2 separate regions of the Homo sapiens genome follow, and region 2 is linked to region 1. Evidence: chromatin contacts called from ENCODE Hi-C or POLR2A ChIA-PET data. All regions are on one chromosome and are shown on one strand. The core of a region is the stretch at or near the end of the contact, and the rest is flanking DNA. Distances in the headings are between cores, read along the strand shown. Region 1 overlaps MKNK1 (MAPK interacting serine/threonine kinase 1). Region 2 holds the start of ATPAF1 (ATP synthase mitochondrial F1 complex assembly factor 1).

Region 1 (3,122 bases), core at 547-3,046:
AGATGGGTTTCACCATGTTGGCCAGGCTGGTCTTGAATTCCTGACCTCAGGTGATCAGCCCGCCTCAGCCTCCCAAAGTGCTGGGATTACAGGTGTGAGCCACATGCCTGGCCTAATTTTTCTATTTACACTTAGGCGTATGTTTTAAAAATCACTTGTAATTTATACTGAGCTGTTTCCCAAAAGAAATTAAGACAGTGCTCTTGTTACCATGTGAAGCAATACTCCAGCTGAAAGGAACGTGGCTTAGCAGACTTGCTCAACCTTCTAACCCGCAGCTGGGACTGTGGAAAGTTGGTTCAAAGAAGAGAAAACATTTCCTTCAGGAGCCCACTGGGCTGGGATTGCCAATGTGAGGTGGCATTTGACCTGGTGGCTCAGGTGGGTGATTTGAAATCAGCTTGGATTTAAAAAGACCCTTTCTCTAGGTCAGTTAGTCCTCAAACTTTGGTGGCTATGAGACTCAAGTGGGGAATCTGGTCAAGCCACAGAGATCCAGACCCTATCCTACATCTGGAAACCTGGATCTGTGTGTGCTTTGTTAGAGCTCTAAGGGCTTCTAACACATAGTAGCATTCACAACTGCCCTTCCTACAACAGTAGTCCTCAAGGATTAGTGAGTGTCAGAGTCACCAGGAGAGTTTGTTAACATTTGTATTGCTGGGCCCACCCCTGTTTCTGAGTTGGTACTTCTCAGGTAGGGCCAGGTAGCTTCTATTTCTAACAAGTTCCCAAGCGATGCTGAGGCTGGTCCAGGGCACACATTTTGAGAACCACTGCTCAAGATCCAGCTCTTCTTCCATGTGGAGAGGGCAAGTGGAGGCACAGAGGGGTGACATGAGCCACTCCAAGGCCTTACAGCTAATTAAAGGCAGCAATGAGGCCAGAAGCCACTTCTCCTGCCCCAAAACTGAGTGCTCAGTCGCTTTAGTTTTGTTTTCTTCTTTTAATTTTTTTTTTCTGAGACATCATTCAGATGTTACCAAATCAGTCACCTTAGTTTTTAATCCTCACTATCATGCTAACATCTAACACTTGGATAGCATTTTGTGACGTGTAAAGTGTTTCCACCTCTCCCAGGATATTTTAATTTTCATCTTCATAACTGCCTCAGGAGACTGAAGGGCAGGTATCATCATTTAGAGATGTAGGAACTGAGGCTTACGGACATTTGATGACTTGCCCAAAGTCAAACAGTTATAGTTTGTCAAAATAGATATTCAGGTAGGCCTTCTAATTCCAAATCTGGTTGTCCACTCCCTGAAGCTGACTTCATTTGTCAGAATAATGAGAAACTTACTATGAGCCAGGCATTGTGCTAAGCACTTTACCTATATTAACTTATTTAATCCTCACAACAATTCTACATAGGTTCTAGTATTATACCCATTTTACAGATGAGAAAACTGAAGGACAGAGAAGTTAAGTAACTTGCCCGAGGTACACAGTAAGTAGAGAAACCAAGATTTGAATCCAGTGAATACAGCTTCAGAGTCCCCATTCTTATGGAATATAACATTTATTTGGTTCAAGATGAGCTAGGAATGACTATTTGCAAAGTAAAGCCTGGCATTCAGCTGAGACACTCACTTTGACGGCATACTCTTTGCCATTCTGTAGGCTCACGGCACCTTGAACTTTGGCATAGGCTCCCTCTCCAAGCAATTCAGAGGTCAGCTTGTACATATCTAGAGGTGAAATGGATGAGAGGAATAACAAGATGAGTCACCCTACTGCAAGCTCAGATGGGAAGAACTTTTGTGGCTCAGCTTCCCTGATCAGACGACACAGGCACCCAATGACTCTAGCACTCAGTGACAAGGAAGACAAGTAGCTTTCCCAGCCACCTGAGGACCCAGTTTCTCAACAACAAGACCACATACAAGGCATCCTGTTCCTCATTTTAGCGATGAGGTTAGCAAAAGGGTCTCAATTCGGCACATACTTCCTGAATATCTACTATGTGCCAGACAGCATAACAGAGTAAGGAATAAAATAAAGGCCAGGTGCAGGGGCTTACACCTGTAATCCTAGCACTTTGGGAGGCCAAGCCAGGAGGATTGCTTGAGGCCAGGAGTTCAGAACCAATCTGGCCAACATAGCAAGACCCCATCTCTAAAATATATATACGCATGATCCCTCTCCTCTAAGGGTCGCAGTCCAGTGGGGAAGACAGACACATACACAGGTGACCCCAGAATAAACCAGGCATTGGTAAATACTATCACAGAGGGACAAAGTACAGTTAAAAAAAAAAGTTGGGGGAAGAAAGGGTTAAATCTGTTCAGAGAGGCTGGGCATGGTGGCTCACACCTGTAGTCCCGGCACTTTGGGAGGCCGAGGTGGGCAGATCAAGAGGTGAAGAAATCGAGACCATCCTGGCCAATGTGGGAAACCCCGTCTCTACTAAAAATACAAAAATTAGCTGGGTGTGGTGGCACGCGCCTAAAGTCCCAGCTATTTCGGGGGCTGAGGCAGGAGAATCGCTTGAACCCGAGAGGCGGAGGTTGTAGTGAGCCAAGATCGTGCCACTGCACTCCAGCCTGGTGACAGAGTGAGACCCCATATCAAAAAAAAAAAAAAAAAAAAAAAAAAAAAATTGGTCAGAGAATCTGGAGGATCATCAGAGGAGAAGTGGTATGATTTGAATGAATATTCATTTACTCATTTACTGAGCACCTATTATGTGCCAAGTTCTGTGTAAGCACTGGCTATACAAAGGAGAATAAAACACTGTTCTATTTTATACCCCATACATGGAAGTCATTGGAGGCTTCTGAGAAGTCTCCAGAAGTCACCCACAGGAAATAGAAGTAGGATGCAAAGGACACCTTGAGGTTTTTAGGGTACTGAGTCATAGTTGTTCTAACAGAGTAATAGACCTGGGTTAAAGGAACATCTAGATGACCTGCCCAAGCTCACAAAGAGCACAGCTCTTTGAGCCCCTTCCAAAGGAGGCTACATCTCCATCACAGCACTAGCTGCCTGACCTCATCCCCACTCGGCCTCCATTCTTCAGCCTTTTCCTCTTGAGGCACCTAGCATTGAAACCCACAGCCTGAGCAGAAGACATTTCAACCATGAATTAGATTTTATCACTCTCAGTCAGGAGAAGTCCTGTC
Region 2 (2,793 bases), core at 173-2,672, 88 kb after region 1:
GCTTGTGTGTAAAACAGATCAAATACAGATCAACGAGAGAAGCCTGGAGGGGAATGTACATCAAAGAAAGGCTTTTAAGATGACAAATACTTGAGACTATCTCAATGCTGCTGGAAGGAGAGCAAAAATACTCATTCATTTACTGCATAACTGTTTCAAATGGCAAGAAAGATCACTACAGTAGCAGTGAGAGGAACTGGGGTAAAGTAGTCCAGGAATGGAAGTAGGGAACTCTAGTTAGAGGATAATGGCAACAGCCCAGGTGACGATGATGGAGTAGATTAAGGCAGTGGAAGTAGAGATGAGACAGAACTCAAATTTACAGTACTAAGTCTTTGGTTTCCTTTCATAAGACAACTACCTTCTTACCCTGCTAAATTCTCTCCCAAGCCCCTTTAATTTTCACCTCTGATCTCCTTTAGCTCTTCCCACTTGAACTCTTCAGATGCTCCTATAGCCCCTCATATGCACCTTAAGCCCCTCTAAGCTCCAGATCCTTCCCTCTGGAAGCTAAGAGGTGGTGTTAGGGACCCTGGACTCAGAGTCAGACAAATCCCAAACAGCTGTGTGACCTTTGGCAAGTCTCTTACTCTCGCTGATCCTCAGTCTCCTTAAGAGGGTTCAATGGGTGATCCGACTGTGACACTATTAGTCTTTGATGCCCTCCTCCCATCCCCAGTCGCCTTTCCTTGCAGTCAAGGCCCTAAGCTACCACCAGCCTGGGAACTCCAGCTCTGAGCCAGGCCTCAGCTATCTTAATATGTGACCTTGAGCAAGTCAAGTCCCTTCTCTAGAAGGCGTTTTCCCATTTCTATAATGAGGACAGGTGTCTCTGAGCTGCCTGCCTCAGGGCTGTCATAAGAGTCCACCTTAGCGTTTGGAGAACCAAAGCAGACAAACGTGGAACGAGCCAGGGCTTTGCAGAGACTCCCAGCTCTGACACCAATTAGCTGTGTGATCTTGGGCAAGTGACCTAGCCTCGCGGAGCCTGGCTACATCATCTGAAGAGCTGGGACAGTACTAGTGCCCACCTCACAGGGCTGTCCTAAGGCCCAGCAGCCCGGGCCGCCCCTCCTCCCGCCTCCTGCCCGCCTCCAGCCAACCCAGGCCCGCACCTGCGCAGCAGCTGGATCTTGTCGCGGTAGCGGTCGTAGAAAGGGTTGGCCTGGAGCTCGGCCTCGGCCCCGACCCCGCTGCTGTCGGCGCCCCCCTCGGGCCGGCCCGAGCCGGGGCGCACTGGGAAGACGCGCAGCTGCGCGGGTGACACGAGCCCCAGGCCCAGGGCGCGGCTGCGCACCGCGCACAGGCCCCGGTAGAGACCGGCCACCTGCAGGACCGCCGGTCCCGCGCCACCCGCAGCCGCCACCACCACAGCAGCCATGGCCGCCCCCGCCTCCTCCTCCTCCTCAGGCGCGTCGGCCTCGGCCCGCGGCCCGCGCGCCCGCTCCATCCCGCTCCGAGTGCGCCGCGCCCGCGCTCCGGCACCGAGGTTCCGCGCGCCCAAGGTTCCGGGCGCGGGATAGCGGCGAGGCGGGGCGGGGAGGAGGGGGCGCGCCGCTCTGGCCCCGGCACTGCGCGCTCTCGCCGCCCTGTGTATGCCACGGCCCGCCTCCTCCAGGGAGGCTGCCCAAATTCAACGCCCTTCCTCCCTCTGGGACCAGCAGCCTCTGCGCGCCAAGTCCGTTCTCTAAAGCCAGCGGATCTCCATGTCCTCGCGGTGCTTGCCCCTGGCACTCGCTGTAGTGCCAGGCACTCGATGTAGTAGTCCGTCCTTCAGCATCGAAGGTCTTTTCATCAACTATAATCACAGCAGCAAGCTTCTCTTTACTGAGGTTGCTATGTGCAGGACACTGAGCGGCTTCATACTCTGTGTGGCAGTATTATCCTCATCTAACAAATAAGGAAACTGAGGCCGAGAGTAATTATGTGACTTGTTCAAGTTCTACCCGACAGCTGAGCTCTTTTCAAGATGGCAGCTGCCTCCCAAGCCTCCTTTTCCTCTGCTTCCTGACATCCTCCTTGAACTCCAGCCACAGTGACCTATTCTCTCCCAAAGAAACACCAGGATTACTCCTTGAAGAGTCCTTATTCAGGCCCTTTTTGACCCCTGGAATCCTCTCTCCTTCCATTCTCTCAACCCAAATGCCACAATCTTCCTTACCGTCTGAACCAGGTGTGAGCTCCTAGGGTCAGGGACAGTGACATTAACATCTCTGTGTCCCACCTGCTCACAGAACAGGGCCAGTCCTGGAGTGGGCTCTCTGGGACAGTACTCATCATCAGGTCCTTCTTGTCTGGGTTTTGTCTGATTGAAGCCCCTCCTGGGACAGGGGCAGAGCCTTCAACTCTGCTCAATCCAACCTATGCTCATGGAGATCAGCCCTGAGCCCTGCCCTGTGCGAGGAACAGTGTAATGGAAGATGAATAAGTCCTTCAAGTATGCCAGCCCATACCTGGCTCACACTCCTAACACTTGCTGTTTTCTCTGTGGATCTGCATGTGGCTGCCTCCTCATCATCTAAGGGCTCAGTTCACATGTAAGCACCTCCAAGGGACCTAAATGACAACCCCTCCATCTCTTTATAGTCTTTATCCCATCACTCTATTGCATTCTCTTTATAGCAGTTATCATTATCTGAAGTTCTTAGATCCTTGTTTATATTAATTCATTGAGCTTACATTCTAGTGGAGTGAAACAGACAGTAAATATATAATGTTAGGTGATGCTACATGGTATGCAGAAAAACAGCAGGCCAAGAGAGATAGAGATAAGGGGACACTTGAGCAGAGACC

Evidence for each region. A loop is a pair of places that touch in the nucleus more often than their neighbours do. ChIA-PET counts read pairs that join two places held with the same protein, here RNA polymerase II (POLR2A). Pooled maps may share reads with other maps.
Region 2: a loop to region 1 is called in a pooled map, with 4 times the contacts of the local background. The contact joins the promoter of ATPAF1 here to the enhancer-like site in region 1. A Hi-C loop is called at or near these places in 5 of 50 pooled maps. POLR2A ChIA-PET finds 5 or more read pairs at or near these places in 6 of 52 experiments (BJ, CD4-positive, alpha-beta T cell, WTC11 and 3 more).

Annotation. Positions count from the first base shown.
Region 1 is chr1:46,578,940-46,582,061 of GRCh38, forward strand. It overlaps MKNK1 (MAPK interacting serine/threonine kinase 1), which reads right to left. Exons shown (of 13, transcript NM_001135553.4): 4 at 1,591-1,688. Among named protein-coding and RNA genes, the nearest start is that of MKNK1, 24 kb to the right of the region's middle. Within about 2 kb of position 1,797, at least 2 of the 41 ENCODE cell types and tissues checked have a DNase peak (open chromatin) inside an H3K27ac peak, as active enhancers do.
Region 2 is chr1:46,666,942-46,669,734 of GRCh38, forward strand. It overlaps ATPAF1 (ATP synthase mitochondrial F1 complex assembly factor 1), which reads right to left and starts at 1,423. Exons shown (of 9, transcript NM_001394565.1): 1 at 1,116-1,423. The coding sequence starts at 1,381. It also overlaps a transcript of TEX38 not described here. RefSeq lists silencers at 993-1,612, 1,040-1,210 and an enhancer at 1,723-1,872.